Regions from separate parts of the Mus musculus genome. Here regions 1 and 3 are each linked to region 2. The links are chromatin loops, found by intact Hi-C in ENCODE. Cell type or tissue: heart. All regions are shown on one strand.

Evidence for each region. A loop is a pair of places that touch in the nucleus more often than their neighbours do. Peaks named below come from ENCODE experiments on the same cell type or tissue, not always from the same donor. Only the 100,000 strongest peaks of a DNase experiment are listed, where the experiment ranks them.
Region 1: it touches region 2 in a loop (5-fold over the local background); 4 of 42 quality-filtered maps call a loop at or near these places.
Region 3: it touches region 2 in a loop (5-fold over the local background); 14 of 42 quality-filtered maps call a loop at or near these places.

Annotation. Positions count from the first base shown.
Region 1 is chr2:143,944,423-143,946,922 of GRCm38, reverse strand. No RefSeq gene overlaps it. Among named protein-coding and RNA genes, the nearest start is that of Gm33804, 5.6 kb to the right of the region's middle. In heart, a CTCF peak has its summit at 1,057 (motif pointing right); a DNase peak (open chromatin) is centred at 1,232; H3K27ac peaks cover 874 bases.
Region 2 is chr2:143,866,366-143,868,865 of GRCm38, reverse strand. All of the region lies in intron 2 of Gm33648 (a long non-coding RNA gene), which reads right to left. It also overlaps a transcript of Bfsp1 not described here. Among named protein-coding and RNA genes, the nearest start is that of Gm33648, 4.3 kb to the right of the region's middle. In heart, a CTCF peak has its summit at 1,372 (motif pointing left); a DNase peak (open chromatin) is centred at 1,345; H3K4me3 peaks cover 349 bases; H3K27ac peaks cover 668 bases.
Region 3 is chr2:143,979,929-143,982,428 of GRCm38, reverse strand. All of the region lies in intron 2 of Rrbp1 (ribosome binding protein 1), which reads left to right. Among named protein-coding and RNA genes, the nearest start is that of Rrbp1, 30 kb to the left of the region's middle. In heart, a CTCF peak has its summit at 1,443 (motif pointing right); no DNase peak of the experiment used is centred here.

The DNA of each region.
Region 1 (2,500 bases), 78 kb before region 2:
CATCTAGTCTTGTTAAACTTCTACCAGGCAATAGGTCCCCCACCTAACCTGTTATCCTCTAAATCCTAACAAATCTGACTGGCTGAACTTGGCAAGGGACATCTGACCCTTGGATGCCACTATACATCCTATGGGGTAAGGGGGACTGGAAGGTGAGATTTCCACACTGCTCTGCATTACAGAGCAACCTGGGGTGGTAGGTGGCACTCCTGCTGTCACAGGAATCTTGGGAAATGTCTCCTCACACCACAGAACATAAACCAAGGTTTTGACACTACCAGAGACCACATGGCCAAGCACTCTGGCCCCAGCTTGGGAAGCACCTATGAACTAAGACATGGCTCTGCTGTGTGTTAACAAGGTGCCGGAGGAAGGGTAGGTGGGAAAGAGAAGGAAAGGCTGAGATGATATCAGGTCATGTGGCATGGCAGTAGGAGACAGTTTTTAAGCAAGGAATACAAAACCTTCAAAGAGGCCAAGGGGGAGAGGGGCCTCTGAAACTCTTGAGCCTTAAGCCCCACGGTTTCCTACTGGGAGACTGAGTAGAAATAACAGGAATACATGGTGTGTGGCTCCAGCTCTGTGCCTTAATCACAGGAACTCTTAAGTCAGTTCTCACTCTTCCTATAGACAGTTCATGCTGTGGTACCCCTAAAACCATCAACCTTCATTGCTACTTCATAACTGTAATTTGGTAGTTATAAATCATTATGTAAACATTGTTTTCTGATGGTCTTAGGCACAGGAGTGGGGGAGGGTGTTAACAGCACCCATGCCCAGGGCGATGGCCTCTGATGGCACAGGAGTGGGGCACTACTGAGTAAAGGTGGCAAGATACCAAGGTTACCTTACCAAGCTTCAGAATCGGTGTGCCAAGATGCCATGGCTTCTACTTGTCACCTACTCTCCTCAGGCCACCGGTGGGAGCCATGTTTACCAGTTACAGCCTGTAGGAGGCTGGCCTAGCACCTTATGCACACTACTTAAGCATCTTTGGCTCAAAGGTCCCACCAGTCCTCGAAACCTGCCCAGCAGCAGCACCTCCCTGGCCAGCAGAGGGAGCTTGAGTTTGCCCAGGGTAGTAACTGCTACGGTAGTGTACTGGATCTTGCCTCAGCTAGCCCCAGCTGTTCCTAAACAAGGTTGCTTCTATATACAGGTCTCTTAAGTAGCGAAAAGCAACTCACTCTGAGCATTGGCCTTGTGCAGAGGGAGAGGTTAGTAGGTGCAGCCATTGCTACCACCTTGTTCAATATGGCAGATAGCACAGGGGCCGTGCCCTCACAGCGCCTAGTCTACCAAAACTAAAGAAGTGCTCAAGCAGTCCCAGCTTCTAGTCACTTGACAGAGGAGGTGGGAACAAGTATCTCTTGAGAAGATACCACTCTCTAGGACTGCCCTACTTCCTTTAACACCAGGGCTACCAAAAGCTTCCCTTTAGAACATCCCACACCAGAGCTGCCCTTGATGGCCAATGTCATACAGCCCATACCACCAACCAAGCGGGAAGCTCTACTGTGCAGCCCACTGCTGTGATAAGTGTGCTCCTCTGATCATCTCTCATGGCAGGATGCTGGCTTGTAGGCAGCCTCATGGGGCCCACCTGGACAAGGAAGCAGTGTAATAAGGGCAGGAACAACAGACAACTTACCCAAGTAGGCAAGAGGCAAAGACATCCTCCGCAAATGCCTTCCCATCCCTTGGACATCTTATCCACTGCACTAAACAAAACCCAACCTTCAGATTGAGGATAAAGGCAGGAACATAGCACAGAAGCAGGGCCAGAGTCATGACACCTGAGCTTGTTACAAGTCAAGCTGCCTAGTTAGAACTGCTTTCCCTCCGTGCTGGCTACGGAAGGACTAGCCAGGAGCTTTCCAGGTACCCTGGTCAGCTGCCCTACCATGTCCCAGGAACCCTGGCTCCCCTGAACATCCTGTCACACAGAGTGTCCCTTCTTCCAGTGGCAGCCCAAACTGTATTATTTCAAAATGGTTCTAAATCCTTGGCGGGTTCATTCTCCAATGGGCTACAGAGATGAAGCTGCCAGGGACCTAGGCAGCTCTGTAGTAAGACCATGACTATCCAAGTCATGGCTGCTTTCCAGAAACTGATATTCTCAGAAGTAACATCATCATAGCCAACTTCTGGTAGAATTCTGTCTGCACTGGCCACGTAGGTGTCCTTCTCAGGAACCAAAAGTCCCCATTAGGTGAATCCTAAGTTGACTTTTCATATAGACATTTTAGTGTTTACCCTTGAGAGTATAAACATCTTCAAGAAGTGGCATATGCATAGCAGTTTTGTTCTTGACCAATGTGAAGAAATATGTAAATCTTAACTGTTATAATAACAAATAATTGTTAGTACAACTTGGGACTCAGACTAGGTGTCCCCTGAAACTTAGCAAAAGCCACCTACAGAACACAAACAGGTTCCAGGAACCATCAGGATCTACCCCATTTCTACCCCATGTGCACTTACAGACTGCTTAAAAGCC
Region 2 (2,500 bases):
GTGGATGGTTCCTCATCCATATTATATAAGCAGCATTGATAGACTTGATGCATTATTTGTTTATAGAAGGAGGAGGAGGAGGAAGAGGAGGAGGAGGGGAAAAGGAGGAGAGGAGGAAGAGAGGAGGAGGAGGAAAGAGAGCTGGAGAGATGGCTCAGTGGGTAAGAACACTTGTAGTTTTTACAGAGGACCTGGGTTCAGTTCCCAGCACCCACATAACTCCAATTCCAGGGGATCTGACACCTTCTTTTGATTTCCATGAGCATGAAATATGTACATGGGGCACATACAAACATATACACATACATACATACATGCATGCATGCATACATACATACATACATACATACAGGTAAAACACCCACACAATAAAATAAAATAAATAAATATTTTAAAAGGTAAAAAGAAGACATAAGTTGGGAGGGAGTCTTGGAAGGGACCTGGGAGGAGGTGAAGGAGGTGTGAGGGTTACATAAAATCAAAATACATTGTCTATATATATATATATATATATATACATATATATGAAATTCTCAAATAATATATATGCATATATGTATAATTATACATCTATTTGTTATCATCACAATTTTCCTGAAGTTCTTGGGATCTGAGGTTGTAATTTTGTCTTTTGTTATAATGTTAAACTTACAGAAAACTTGAGGGAAGAAGTGAGGGGCTCCCTCTGTACCCCTGACCAAACCCATCATCTCTTTACACGTTGGCTGACTTGCCTTGTTAGTCTATGAATCTATTTGTATGTGTCTAAACTCCATCCCTACCTTTTTATTCCCAACCCAGTGTGTTTCCAAAGGACAGCTTTCACATGTCCTAAATACAGTGATCAAGATAAGGAGTTTTAAATCTGCTTTGATATAATTCGCTAGTCCACATTCCACATTCAAATTTCAGCAACGGTTGCAGTAACACTCTCACTCTCTCCAGTATTTCTTGTTTTCAGCATCGTGCGTTCCAAGAGGCCAACTGTCCTCACGTAAATCTGGGTCATCTGATCCTCCAGTTGGTCAAAGAGAATAGGAGACATAGCATCATACTGATCGCTTTGTACTGCTTGACTCTCAAGTTTCACTTTCCAGAAGCTTCTTGGAGTCAACTGTGCATGTACAGTTGGAGTGACTTCTGAGTGTGATGTCACCCTTCATATTAACTTACCACTCCCAGGACACTGAGCATGCATTGCTGTAAGTCCTTAGACTTGGGGCCTGGTTGGACCACGGGCTACATTAAGCAGGGATCTTAAAGCCAAGAGTCTTCTAGTCTTTCCAGGCTTTCCCGGGCAGGCAGTCTTGCCTTCCGAAGTGGTACAATCTGCCAGGAAGGCTTCAAGCACTGCAGCTGGGCATATGCCTGCTGCCCTCTGGTGGCAGACAGCTATATGTGGTGGGAAAGGATGAGAGCAAGCGTCACAGGCCAGGCAGTTTAAACATCAGACTTCTCCTGGCCTAGGGGCTGGCCATCTGACATCGAGGCGTCATAGGGGCTCTCTGGTTGTCTTCTTCCCCTGTGTGCCTGTGTTCTAATCTCCTCCCAAAAGGACACCAGCCATGAGAAGGCACGCCCTATTATCAGTTATTCCTAATTGCCTTGTTAAAGGTCCCATCTCCAAGTGAAATGGCATTCATGTGAGGTGTACGGGGTGTGAGTGGGCTGGGGGAGGTACAATTTAGCCCATAGCAAGCAAGAAGGACATGTGAGTTTTTTTTTTTTTTTTTATTAAATCAATCATTAAAAAACAAAACCGTTGGAGAGATGGCTTAGTGGGTAAGAGCACTGACTGTTCTTCCGAAGGTCCTGAGTTCAAATCCCAGCAACCTCATAGTGGCTCACAACCATCTGTAATGAGATCTGACGCCCTCTTCTGGTGTGTCTGAAGACAGCTACAGTGTACTTATATAATAATAAATAAATCTTAAAAAAAAAAAAAAGGCTGGTGAGATGGCTCAGTGGGTAAGAGCACCCGACTGCTCTTCCGAAGGTCTAAAGTTCAAATCCCAGCAACCACATGGTGGCTCACAACCATCTGTAACAAGATCTGACGCCCTGAAGACAGCTACAATGTACTTACATATAATAAATAAATAAACCTTAAAAAAAATGAGATTACAAAAAAACAAAACCAAAAACCTTGGTTAATAACATTCTTTAAAGTGTTCAACATCATTAGCAGGCAGAGAAATGCAAATTAAAACTGCCTTGAGATGCCACCCTATTCAAGGTATAATGGTATTATTACCAAGAAATCAAACTTAGACGTTAGGGAGCACCACCCCTCTCCATCTGTTAATAGGATGTTTCTTACTTGGGATTTTTGGGATGCTATCTCACAATTACACTGAGGTCATACCTGAGTTACACAAGCCAGAATCCAAGCACGGAAGATGGTGCTCCCTGGAATGGTGCTCCCTGGAACGGTGCTCCCTGCAATGATTCTGGGATAGGGGATGTGAGTGTGCAAGAGAAGTGTGCGGACTTGGCTGTA
Region 3 (2,500 bases), 110 kb before region 2:
AAAGGAGTGTTACAAGCTCTCGTGTGGAAGGAGGAGGAAACACTGGCCTGTGAAGTAGAAAGCAGGGGTTCTTTACTGAGTGCTTAGGGACTGGGAATGAGTAGAATCCTTGAAGTGAACACTCCTCTGAACTAAAGTGTTTGGAGTACCACTGCTGCCTCAGTAGCTGTGCCCAGGATCCTTGAGGAAGCTCAGGGAGCGTGTGCATGTGTGGTGGTGGTTTTTAAAATCCGTCTTTATCCCTGGCTGCTCCGATTCCTTGGAATGGCCTCTTGGTGACGTGCTGTCAGGACATCTGCACTAGAAGTGGCTTTGGTTAGATCCTATGTGGGTCTGGATATGGGAATACACTATGTAGTTCCCTGGCCCGCAGGTAGCATGAGGTCTACAATGAGGCAGCTGTTAATCGGAGTGAGGCCTGTTTCTTGCTCAGAGGAAGAGGAGTTGAGACCCAGGTCTGATGAGGACTCTACCACAGAGCCCGTAACCTCTTTATTTAGTGAGACAGGGGCTCTGGTACTTTTATCATACTCTGTGGATAGCTTTTTGAAGAAAACCCTCTCCTTCCCCAGCTGGTAGGCTGGTATCATTCTGGGGCCAGGTGACCATGATGTCATGGCCAAGAGATTCCCACCACCCTCCAAAATGTAGAAAACAGAAAGAAGTAGGTTTTTTGTGAGTCTCTCATGGTCTATATGGGAGAACAGACCCACTGGGAGATAGGATTGTGGGTACTTTTTTTGTATCTTTCATTTACCCTTTTACATTTCTCTAGTTTTTCTATTTGTATTAGTATTAAAAAAAAAAACTGGAAAAGAAACAGAACTCCACTATGGAGCTCCAGTCTGTGTTCCTGGAGCCTGTCTGGCGGCGGAAACCTTGTTAGTCCTTTCGGGGAGTTAGAAGTTCTCAGGCCTCCCACAAGATGCCAGTGCCCACCCAGGCCCTGGCACCTGTTACCTGGTAAGTGCTTGTAAGCTGAGGTAAGATGAATGTCAAAGATGCTTCTGTGCCCTGAAGCTAGGGGTGACCTGTGGATGGATGCTGGTGGAGGTATCTGAGCTCCTGTGTGTGGCATTGCAGGACACCATTCTACTTACAGAGCGGGCAGATGTGTAGTAGGAAATGCAGTGTAAAAAGAGCTGTAACTTGACAGGGGCATGAGACAGAAGAGATAAAGAAGGGTTATCAGAGCTTCCAGGAAAACCTATTCAGGGTGTACAGAGCAGATCAGAGCTCTTTCTTTAAAACCATTGGCTGGGCTGCAGTTGCTCCCTTCCTCTTTCACCTTTCGCCTGTTCACCCGTCCTGGCAGCCATGCTGTGTAGCCAGGCTCTCTGTCCAGGTGCTTGGTGTTGCATTTCTTGCATTTATGCTGCTCACAGCCCAGTTCTACCTGCTTTACACAGCCAGAGCTTAGACTTGGCAGAAGTCATGTGGCCAGCAGATGGCAGTACAGGGCCGCCACGGCAGTCCTCCTCAGACCCCTTCCCATCCTCCAGACAGTTAACTCTTCACCCTTTTTTTCAGGCTGAAGCCACCAGGTGTGTACTCAAAACAAGCCTTGGTAACCTTTGTTCTTTGACGCTAACTGTGTGTCAGGGTTTGAATCTCTGAACAAAACCCTAGGTGCTTTGAGCACCTTTGTGTAAGAGTTCTTCAAAACCCAAGCCCCCATTTTCTTGCCCTCTTCCCACTTCTTCTCTGTCCCTCTGTCCCTTTCTACCTCCAAACAGAATGTAAATAGATCCCCCAGGGAAGCAAGTTCACTGTGAGCTGCTAGCTGGCATTCTTCTGGAAATCTCCATTTAGTGACTGCTGGCTGTGGCAGTGCTGGGTCTTCAGTTACTGTCCAGGCTTCTGTGGTCAAGCCCATGATAAAGCCATGGTCTTTCTCTGTGGGCTCTAACGAAAATCTTGACTGCTGCTGAAACTGTCTCGTTGGTCTTCAGCCCCTCTGCCTGAAAGCCCAAGCAGGGAGCTTGCTTTCCATAGTTGTCTTAATAACTGTTGTGATGTGTGCATTTTTTTCAGGTATAAAATTGTTTCTGTTGAAGTTTGGAGAAAAGAAAAATAAGTATAAAGAGGAAAATAGTCATTTAGTCTGTAGGGTACCATTTAATACACATATATTCCCAGTTTGGTTATAGAGTATTCTTTCCTCCATCCAAGGGGAAAGCCGTAATAAACTCTCCACAGCTTCTGTGCTTGCTGCCAGGGCACTGGAAACCCCACATGTGTCTGTGACCATTTAGGGCTCAGATGTAGCTGTTCGTCATTGGCTTGCATGCTCTGGGAAGGGCCACCTGATCTGGGAGTGAAGGCTCTACTTACCATGCTGCCCAGAGCCTGTCTTGGCTGTGGATGGAAGAGGGCAGGGTGTGTTCTAGTTCCTTTGAGAGCCTTGTACTTTCCTATAGATTTCTTGGTCACAGTTTATAAATGTCTGGTTGGGGAGAGGCTGTGGTGATGTTAGACAGTCCTTACCTTTGTTATTCCC